Linked DNA regions of Homo sapiens: region 2 is linked to region 1. A link is an interaction called in ENCODE POLR2A ChIA-PET data of the cell type or tissue named here. Cell type or tissue: Panc1. All regions are shown on one strand.

Evidence for each region. ChIA-PET counts read pairs that join two places held together with the same protein. Peaks named below come from ENCODE experiments on the same cell type or tissue, not always from the same donor. Only the 100,000 strongest peaks of a DNase experiment are listed, where the experiment ranks them.
Region 2: POLR2A ChIA-PET joins it to region 1 with 5 read pairs; 3 of 35 experiments call an interaction of 5 or more read pairs at or near these places.

The regions. Positions count from the first base shown.
Region 1 is chr3:188,258,692-188,263,691 of GRCh38, reverse strand. All of the region lies in intron 2 of LPP (LIM domain containing preferred translocation partner in lipoma), which reads right to left. Among named protein-coding and RNA genes, the nearest start is that of FLJ42393, 83 kb to the right of the region's middle. In Panc1, no CTCF peak of the experiment used is centred here; a DNase peak (open chromatin) is centred at 451; H3K4me3 peaks cover 1,300 bases; H3K27ac peaks cover 4,592 bases.
Region 2 is chr3:188,392,574-188,397,573 of GRCh38, reverse strand. All of the region lies in intron 3 of LPP (LIM domain containing preferred translocation partner in lipoma), which reads right to left. Among named protein-coding and RNA genes, the nearest start is that of LPP-AS1, 170 kb to the left of the region's middle. In Panc1, no CTCF peak of the experiment used is centred here; no DNase peak of the experiment used is centred here.

The DNA of each region.
Region 1 (5,000 bases):
AGCTAGTCACTGTTAAACCCTTTACAAATATTAACTTATTTAATTCTCACAATGACCCTATTCCTATTCCACAAATGAGGAAAGTGAGGAGCAGGGAGGTGCAGCAACCTCCCGGGGAAAGTGTTGCTTGGTGCTGGAGCAGCCTGGCTGCAAGGTGTGGCTCATAACAACTACCTTACTGTATCTCCACAGCCTATCAATGTCTGGGAGGACAGATCATAGAAAGCCTTAAATGCCAGATGGAGGAGTCCACGCTCTCTTCCATATGCAAAAGGAAGCAACTGAAGGTTTTGAGAGAGAAAATAATAGGGTTGGATTTAGGGAAGATGAATAATTTGGCATTTGTGTTGAAGTCTGACTGGAGCTGGTGAATGGATTAGCGCTTAAGTGATGAATCAACTCCAACATCACCCGCTACCCTCTGCCCCATCATACCCTCATAAATCACTGTGTCATTGTTATGTACATAGTCCAACAGGATATCCAGTAATTTTTCTGTGTACACTCAGACTCTGAAATTTGATTTGTATATTGGAATAGTTTGTTCCCATCTGATTTCCGGGCCGAGGATTCCATGGAGGGATGGCATGGCTGCAGTCAGCAGTGAATGGCCTCTTAGTCTAGCCGGAACACTCCAAGAGGCAGCATTGTACATGTACTGAATAGTCACAAAAATAGCTCAGCTAAAGGACACAGAAAAAAAAAAACTGCACTCTTTGGAGCTGACGTATTTTTCCTTTTCTCCCTCTGCCACTGTTTCTATGACCTAGTAAGGAGGCATCACTGTAGAATGGAAAAAGCACTGAACGAAAATTCAGGAGACCTGGGTTCGAGCACAGATTACCACTTTTTTTTTTTTAACATGATTTCAGACAAGTTCTAGATTTCAGTTTTCCTATCTGTAAAATGAGAGACTGATTCTTAACTCGAGTGATTTTTTTTCCCCGTGTGTGTGTGTGAGACAGAGAGAGAAAGACAGAGAGAGGAGAGAGGAGAGAGAGAAAGAAGAGGAGAAAGAGAACTGAGATAGAGTGAGAGACAGAGAAGAGAGAGAGACAAGAGAGAGAGAGAGATGAGGGGGTGTCAAAAATATACAAGTGCATTTGGGGTGAGATAAGTTTATTTTAAATCTTGAATCCTTTAAAAACGTTACATAAAATAGAGCTGAGAACTAGGTTACAGAGGGTGAGTTAAGATTTTAAAACTTGAGGTCTGATAGCAAAATGGACTTCTACAAATAAAATGTCACAGTAGTTAGCTGTAAGGGGTGGGATTACAGGTACAATCCTTTTCATTTTATAGTTTCCTGTATATTGAAAACCTATACATGAGTACATATTACTTTCACTGTTAAAAAAAAAAACACTATTTTCAATATCTATTTTATTATTAAGAATTTTAAGACTACCCATAATCGTGCTTGGTAGGGAATATCGGTAGAGTCAAGCAGCTCGTTGGCAATGTGAGATGCAGTCTCCTCATTTTTGTAAAGGAAAGGCAGGCTGGAGACCATCATCATCAACTCTGCACTGCCTCAAACCCCTTCGGGGTATATACCCTGGCTTCTAGATGTGTCCTCTTCCCACCAGCCTGGGAGAGAGCCGAATCCCATGCATTCGTCAACCCCAGCATGTAGCACAGTGCCTGCCACATCCTAAATACTTAGGCAACAGTTTCTAACTTAAGAAACAACCTTTCTAAGAACCACTACAGTAGGAAATGAAGATAATATTCAGTTATATCTAACGAACTGTGGTGCTTTTGTCTTTGTTTTATAGACAGAGTTGCACTCTGTGACCCAAGCTGAAGTGCAATGGCACCGTTCTAGCTCACTGCAGCCTTAAACTCCTGGGTTCAAGCGATCCTCCCACCTCCTCAGCCTCCTGAGTGGGTAGGACTACAGATATGTGCCACCACATCTAGCTAATATATATTTTTTTTTTTTTTGGAGAGACAGGGTCTCACTGTGTTGCCCAGGCTGGTCTCAAACCTTTGACCTCAAGCAATTCTCCTACCTTGGTCTCCCAAACTGCTGGAATTACAGGCATGAGCCACCATGTCCGGTCCCAAGAATTGTTTTTCCTTTTTTCATCATGAAGCTATATATGATTTAAATATAACAGTCACTTCTTTAAAAATTAGACTTTGAGTCTGAGCGAAAATCTATAGCTATTTAAAAGATGACAAATATCTGTATGTTGATTGACTTAAAATTTTTTCAAGGCATATTGCTGAGTGAAAAAAATAAATGATAGCACCTGCAGTAATTTACGTAAATTGTAAATGCCGTCATTCACATAAAAGTTGCATGTGTGTATGTGTGTGTGTGTGTCTGTGTAGAGAGAAAGAGAGACTCTAAAAAAGGTATTTTCCAAAACTTTAACAAGGATTATCACTACAGAATAGTCCCAGCTACTTAGAAGGCTGAGGTGGGAGGGTTGATTGAGCCCAGAAGTTCGCAGCTACAGTGAGCCATAATCGTGCTGCTGCATTCCAGCCTGGATGACAAAGGGAGATGCTGTCTCAAAAACAAACAATCTAGTAAGATTATTGTTTTCCTATTTGTACTTTTCTGCCTTGTTCAAATTGTCTTTAGTGCTCAGAAACATTTCTTTTTTTAACATGGAGTCTCGCTCTGTGGCCCAGGCTGGAGTGCAGTGACACTATCTCAGCTCACTGCAACCTCCGCCTCCCGGGTTCAAGGGATTCTCCTGACAGCCTCCTGAGTAGCTGGGACTACGGGATTCTCCTGACTCAGCCTCCTGAGTAGCTGGGACTACAGGCATGCACCACCACGCCCTGCTAATTTTTTTGTATTTTTAGTAGAGACAGGGTTTCACCAAGTTGGTCAGGCTGCTCTCAAACTCCTGACCTCAAACCATCTGCCCGCCTCAGCCTCCCAAAGTGCTGGGATTACAGGCGTGAACCACCGCGCCCAGCCCAGAAACACTTTCTTTTTAAACTTCGGTTCCTCTGATTTCATCTGGGATGGAGCTGTTCTCAAACAGCTGTTGTTGAGTCACAGTTGCCTTAAAAAACAACAACCAAGCATTGTGTAAATATAAGGTGCTCAATCGTTATGCAGCCATGAGGTCCTTCTTGGGGCTATAGCAATAGTGACAATTTCTATCTTGGTTTCTATCAGTGACAATAGTGACAATTTCTATCAGTGACAATGGTGATTAATAATAATAATAATAATAAACAGCCCACTTACTGGTCATACTGGCCTTGCCATAAGTCATTAAAAAAACAGAGGCAAATTCCTTTCTCCAAGCTCCAAGCACAAGACACCCCACATTATCGTTTTTGTTAAATAGGACAGGTTTCATTAATAATAGGTGGAAGTGGCCAGGCACAGTGGCTCACGCCTCTAATCCCAGCACTTTGTGAGGCCAAGGCAGGCGGATCACTTGAGGTCAAGAGTTCAAGACCAGTCTGGCCAACATGGTGAAACCCTGTCTCTACCAAAAATACAAAAATTAGCCGGACTTGGTGGTGGTGCATGCCTGTAATCCTAGCTACTTGGGAGGCTAAGGCAGGAGAATCGCTTGAACCTGGGAGGCAGGGGTTGCAGTCAGCCGAGATCGTGCCACTGCCTGGGTGACAGAAAGAGACTCTGCCTTAAAAATAAATAAATAAATAAATAAAATAAGAATAATAAATAGGTGAAAGTGATAGTGTTGATTTTTATTTTCTTCTTTAACCCTGTTTACAGTTTCTGAATTTTCTATGAGAATATATTGCCTTTATATTAAAAAAAAAAGAAGGTCATTTAAAGACATGTAAACAACCACCACCATAAATAAGCCAGGCTCTCCTTTCACTGAGTTTAAACATGAGCCTTCCTTACCAGTGAGCCTGCAGGGGATATTCTGTAACTAGGTCACCGGATTTTACGCCATCACAGTAGTCCTCTCCAAATGTTCACCAAAGCTACCAATAGCTCAAGAGATTAGCTTTGGACAACTGCTGAATTGAACAAAGTAACACATACACTGGGGGAAAAATAATTTAGGAAATGCCTACAATATTCTTGGCACAGCAGTAGATATCAAAATTAAGAAGAGGCTGCCCCACCCTGCAGAAGCTTACAGTAGTAGAAGGGGAGAAATTATATACATGCATAAATAAGAATACCTTGAGGTACAATGTGAGAAGTTCTACAAGTGTTCCTGCTCAATGCAGTGTGGAAGTTCTAGGAAAGGAAAGATTATTTCTAGCTGCTGGAAGGACAAACAGCTTCAGGACAGAGTTAATGTCTCAGCAGGATCGGGCAGATCCCACACCAGGGTATAGTTCATCTGGCTGGTGCCCAAGAATGGTAAAGAGTGGCCTTAATTAGAGCAAGAGAGACTGGTGTCAGGTGTGGGGTGAACACTCAATGTCATGCTGGGGAATTTGGGTGTATTTCCACAGAAGCAAGGCAAATGTCTCTGGATGCACTCTGGGAGCCACGGTGATTATCTCCATGGAAGCCATTCTTTTATATGCAATAGTAAATTAAATTAGCAAACAAAAATCAAAGAGACTACAAATATTCAAGCTAGTATAAACAAGCCATAGTATGTTCTGGAGTAAAATTATTAGATGTGATTGTGAATACCCCATAACTAGAAAATACACCCCTTCTGTGTTGAAAATCTGGTGAGGGGAAGAGATTACAAGGGAAGACAGCAAAAGCCACAGCACTGACTTTTGGTTGCTCCCAATAATCCAATCCAAAGTGGTTAATTCCTCTTCTCTGGGGCCACTAAATTCAGCATCTGTGTCCATCCCTGTAACACCCTCTCCACAGCCTAAGACATCTCAAAAAAATATAAATGTTCTCAGTGAATAAATCCCACCCTTCAATGGAATGGTAACATCATAAGATTGAGGGTTCATAGAGTCAGAAAAAAAGTATACTGTACCAACAAAATAATGAAAAGTGGACTTTCTGCCCCCTAATGCGGTGATCGTCTTCTCTAGACGAATCTTAGAATCCCTTCAGTACTTAC
Region 2 (5,000 bases), 130 kb before region 1:
TCACTTCAGATTCAGAACGGCACTCGAAAAGGAAACAATCAACCCTGACAGGGAAACAACAGCACTGAAAGATCAGGACTCTCAGGAGAGAAGGTTAAGGACGGAACAAATACTGACTAAGTGGCCTTTAGTTTGCCACAGTTTCTATCAGTCAAGGAAAAAAAGACATGGTTGACAATAGCCAGGACAGACTACTTAAGAGCTAAAAGGTCATAGAGAACCCCAGCTAGGAGAAATCTTAGGAAATAATTTACGTCTTCTAATTTGAGTATTCAAATACCGAGATTTAGAGAAGCTAAAGAAACTTATCCAATGTAATAGAGCAGCTAGAACATATCAGAGGCTGGGTTTAAACCCAAATATTCTGTCTCCAAAGAGCATCTGCAGTGGGAAAGTTTGATTACACAAGCTTATAACTCTATTGCTAGATTATAACTAGATGGGGTAGGTAAAAGGCAATGGAATAGGGCACAGAAGTAAACAATTTCTCTGCCAAGAAAGTTCGCAACCATGGCACTGAAAATTAGCACAGAAGATAAATGGCCCCAACCTTGCATTCCAGGTCACATTTGATAACAATTGTTCCACGTGGCAAAGTAACCAAGAAAATGTGAATTCTCTCTGGACCTCAGTTTCTGCAGATTTAAAATAATAAGCAACTAATGATGACCTTCAAAATCTCCTCCCACAACTTCTTATGATCCACAATGTTATGGCTAGTCTGTGGAGTGTGCAGTGCTGGCAAAAAAACGGGCTCCTTAGCAGGTTTCTTCTAAGTCCTTGATTCTTATAGACTGCTTTTCTGTTCAAGGCCAAGAGAAAACAGGCAACAATAGCCTGCACCTCTTTGAGTTCAGTAAATCTGCTTCTAAAGGTGGAAATCTGGATTTGTAAAGGTGAGACGCTAAGTGCCTAATTCATAAAGATTTTGCCCCTCACCCAGGAAAAAGTGACGATAGGAAAAATCACCAATATGATCTCTAATGAGACCTAGCAATCTCTTTAACGGTTATCTAGCATCTTCTATTTCTAAACCTACCAATAACTGTGTAAGTCTGCAAGTTAACTGCAGCTCACTTAGCTGTGTTTCCCTGACAGCTTGTTCAAACTTGTATTAAAACATGTAAACACTCCATTTTAGATATCCATTTACAAGTGTGTCATGACCATTAGTCAGGCCATGAGATTTTGCTACCACTTTAGGATGTTCTAATTATCTTAATTTTTTAATGATTCTGTTTGTATTTTTCTGTTTTTGAATATTTATTTTGATATCTCAATAAAATAAGGAAGATTTTAAAAGCAATTTTAGTTATAACTTGAAAAAGTAGAAATTCTTAATTTTTCCTTCAATGAATATGAGTCTACTATTGATGAACGTTAAGACATATTTACATCTGATAACACTGCTTGTGACTGTGAACCAATGTTGATTCAGGCCACATAATCTGCTAAGAGTAATCATAGCAACAAGATGGGGAGTTAGAGATTATACTTCAGCCTTTTGAACATCATATTGTTCACAAAACTGTCAACTGTGTTGTTTGTATCCTACATCAGAACTACTATAAATTAGCTTAGAGCTTTTGAATTGAGTTTGGACATTATAATTTATTTATTTGTTTATTTTTATTATTATTATTATCATTATTATTATTTAGAGACAAGGTCTCACTCTGTTGCCCAAGCTGTAGTGCAGTGGTACCATCATGGCTCACTGAAGCCTGCAACTCCTAGACTCAAGTATTTCTCCCACCTCAGCCTCTCCAAAGTAGTCGGGACTATAGGTGTGCCACAATGTCTGGCAAATTTTTTAATTTTTTTTGTAAAGACAGGGTCTCACTAGTCTCGAACTCCTGGGCTCAAGCGGTGCTCTCACCCTGGCCTCCCAAACTGCTGAGATTAAAGTCATCACACCTGGCCTGTAATTTAAATTACTATTATTGAATTAATATTTTATTGTTATTGTAAATTAAAGTTTCCAGTTTAATCTCCGATTCTCTAATTACATATCATCTTAAATATCTATTAAGAAAAAGCTCAGCTGGGAGCAGTGGCTCACACATATAATCCTAGCACTTTGGGAGGAGACCCTGGATTGCTTGAGGCCTGGAGTTCGAGATCAGCCTGCGCAACACAACAAGATGTGTCTCTGGAAAAAAAAAATAATAATAATTTCTAAAAAACATTAGCTGGGAATGGTGGCTCGCCTCTCTAATCCCAGCTACTCGGGAGGCTGAGGTGGAAGGATCACTTGAGACCAGGGGTTCAAGGTTACAGTGAGCCACGATCATGCCACTGCACTCCAGCCTGGGCAATAGAATGAGACCCTGTCTCTAAATAAGTTTTTAAAAATCAACTTTATTCTAAAGCAAAATATAAGTATATTGCTAAATTTAAAATTTTTAATCCACAAATAATAGAAAAATAAAGTGGTACCAGAGATATAAATTATCAACCTTCAAGGACCATGAGATACAGTTTTAGAAAACAAAGAAATCCAACTTCATGCATTATATACTCTGAAATATAATTTTTATTTAACTCTAATTCCAAGAGCCTAGAGAAATTATTTCTCAGTATTTGAAATGGTATGAAAAACAGGCAAGCTTCTCACTAGTTTTTGTAAGAGAGGCTAGTTTTGCAATTTCACATTTAATAGCAAAACGATTGGAAGCATTTTCAACTGGGGACCTTTTTCTTAAGTCATGTTGGAAGTTGTTCCACTTTTATTTCAAGATTTTGAAACAGAGACAAAATCTGGTTAAGCATTAACCAATGGCAACACAGTAAAAATGAACCAGGCTGTTTCAAATCAGTTTCAGAATCACATCTATGGACATTATCCCTTTTAAGTTTCCCTTGATGAGAGAACTGTTGTAGTAGCTTCTGTATTTTTATCAATTATTGACCACTGTGTAAAAATATAAAATAAAATACATGAAAAATATACTCAGCTAATGTTCTGGGGAAATAAAACACAAATACATACACACACACACACACACACACACACACACACTTTAGATATTTTTAAAGAAGTAGCAAAGGACCCAACATTCACCAATACAGAAGTTTAACATCCTTGAAGTGTGAAATTGTTAATGAAGACATTTTATCTAATGTGGAGCTCAAGATGAAGCTTACCCACCATCTGTGAGTTCATTTGTACATGTCCAATGACAAGGAACTCATTACCTTACAAGACAGCCCCTTCCATGGCAGAAAAGTTATGACTGCTAGAAAGTTTTCTGCAGCTGAAGCCTGTATTCCCATAAGTACCACCTATTGGTCCTACCTGTGCCCTCTAGAATCACAAAACCTCTAATACATAGCAGACCTTTATATATTTCAGGTAATTTATTTGTTTCCCACTCAGTTTACATCTTTATGTGTTTCAGCTTTAATCAGTCTAGTTCTTCCCCTCTTTAAAAAGTAGCCTTACGACTTTATAACCAAATATTAAAGATAAATTTTTAAGTCTCAAACCAGTAGCTTTCAAACTTTTCCTTAGCAAAATAAATGGTTTCTTCATGCCAAATCATAAACAAAACCCCAAGTATAAATAGAAAAATTAATAAAACCATTACAGGGGCATTTAAATCATCACACTTTGGCAAAACATACTTTAATTTGGGGGAAGCATAAAATGCATTATTGCCCTAGTATCTCCAGTATGCTATAAGCCAGACTGGAAACCCACTGGTCTAAAATATTACAATACTGTGAGTGAAGAAAAAAACAAAATTGGTATCTACTTTATCTATATATTCCTAGGACCTAATACACAGTATATCCCATCATCAGATCTCAGCAAGTGATTGTTATATAAAAGAGAAGGTAAACTTAAACCCATGAAAATACTAAGACTTAAGCTCTGGTTTCGAATCGTTTTAATTCACATTTCAAACACTGTTCTTGAAGGCTCTGTATAATTAGGATGACCATACATCTCCAATTTATACCTGCTGTTCTGGTGTAATTATTAACAGTGCCCCTTTGCAAAAGTGTCCCAGTTTTGACGATAACTCATATAATCACCTACTGAAAACACTGTGTTAATGAGGTTTTGGTCGTTTAGTCCAAGTGAATCCTGAATACAGTCAAGTCCTCTCCCAGAAGTTCCATATGGCTAAAGCCCTCCCATACTTTTGGTTCATTACTGGCGTGGATAAGAGGCCACAGCAATTAGCAACGGGAAGTAGAGGAGGCTTTGGGGGCTTCCCTGCTTTAGGAGCATGTGCTCTTAAGAAGGAAAGAAGGTACTAAAATGAATCTTCGGGAGAAAAGCAAGATATAGCAGAAACCTAGCAGAAACTATTATCAACTAACCTATTCACTCAGCCTCTTTCTCCTGAAGCAAAAATGTCACTTTTTCTTAAAATAAAAATAAAAATAAATCAAGAGTGTTTACTTCAATTATATCTTTAACACCTGACCCCACACATACGAGATTATCAGTGATTTTATAATATATACTTGGTTACAAGTACTAGAAGGACAATATGTTGCCTGATTCTTAATTTGGAGCAGGAAAAAAAAAAATGTGTCTAAAATACATCCAAATGCACTCACTAGGGTACAATGTAAAGGTGGAAGGGATTACTAACAACTATTTCACATTTCTAAATTGGGGTTACACAGAGTTGAGGGAAAAGTCAGAAGAATTCAGTGAAGGCTCAACATTTCGGAATGTTTCAAGGTGGTTCTTTTATGGCCTATTAATTCCACGTGCAGTTGCCTTGTGTCTGGGTGGGTTTTGTTACTGCAGTGGCCTCCCATCTATTCCAGGACCACCTCCTTTTTCAATCAAGGTTGCCTTATAAATGCACCTCAGTATCTGGCCAGGATGGTCCCAGTTGCTCATTCTGCTTGTTTTGGAAATTTCTTTTACCTATTTTGCCTGTTTATTGTCAAGACAATTTAGAAATTTTTGGTTAAAATTCAAGAATAACTGACCTGTGAGTTGTACTGTGATTGCATGAAATGTAGGGAAAACA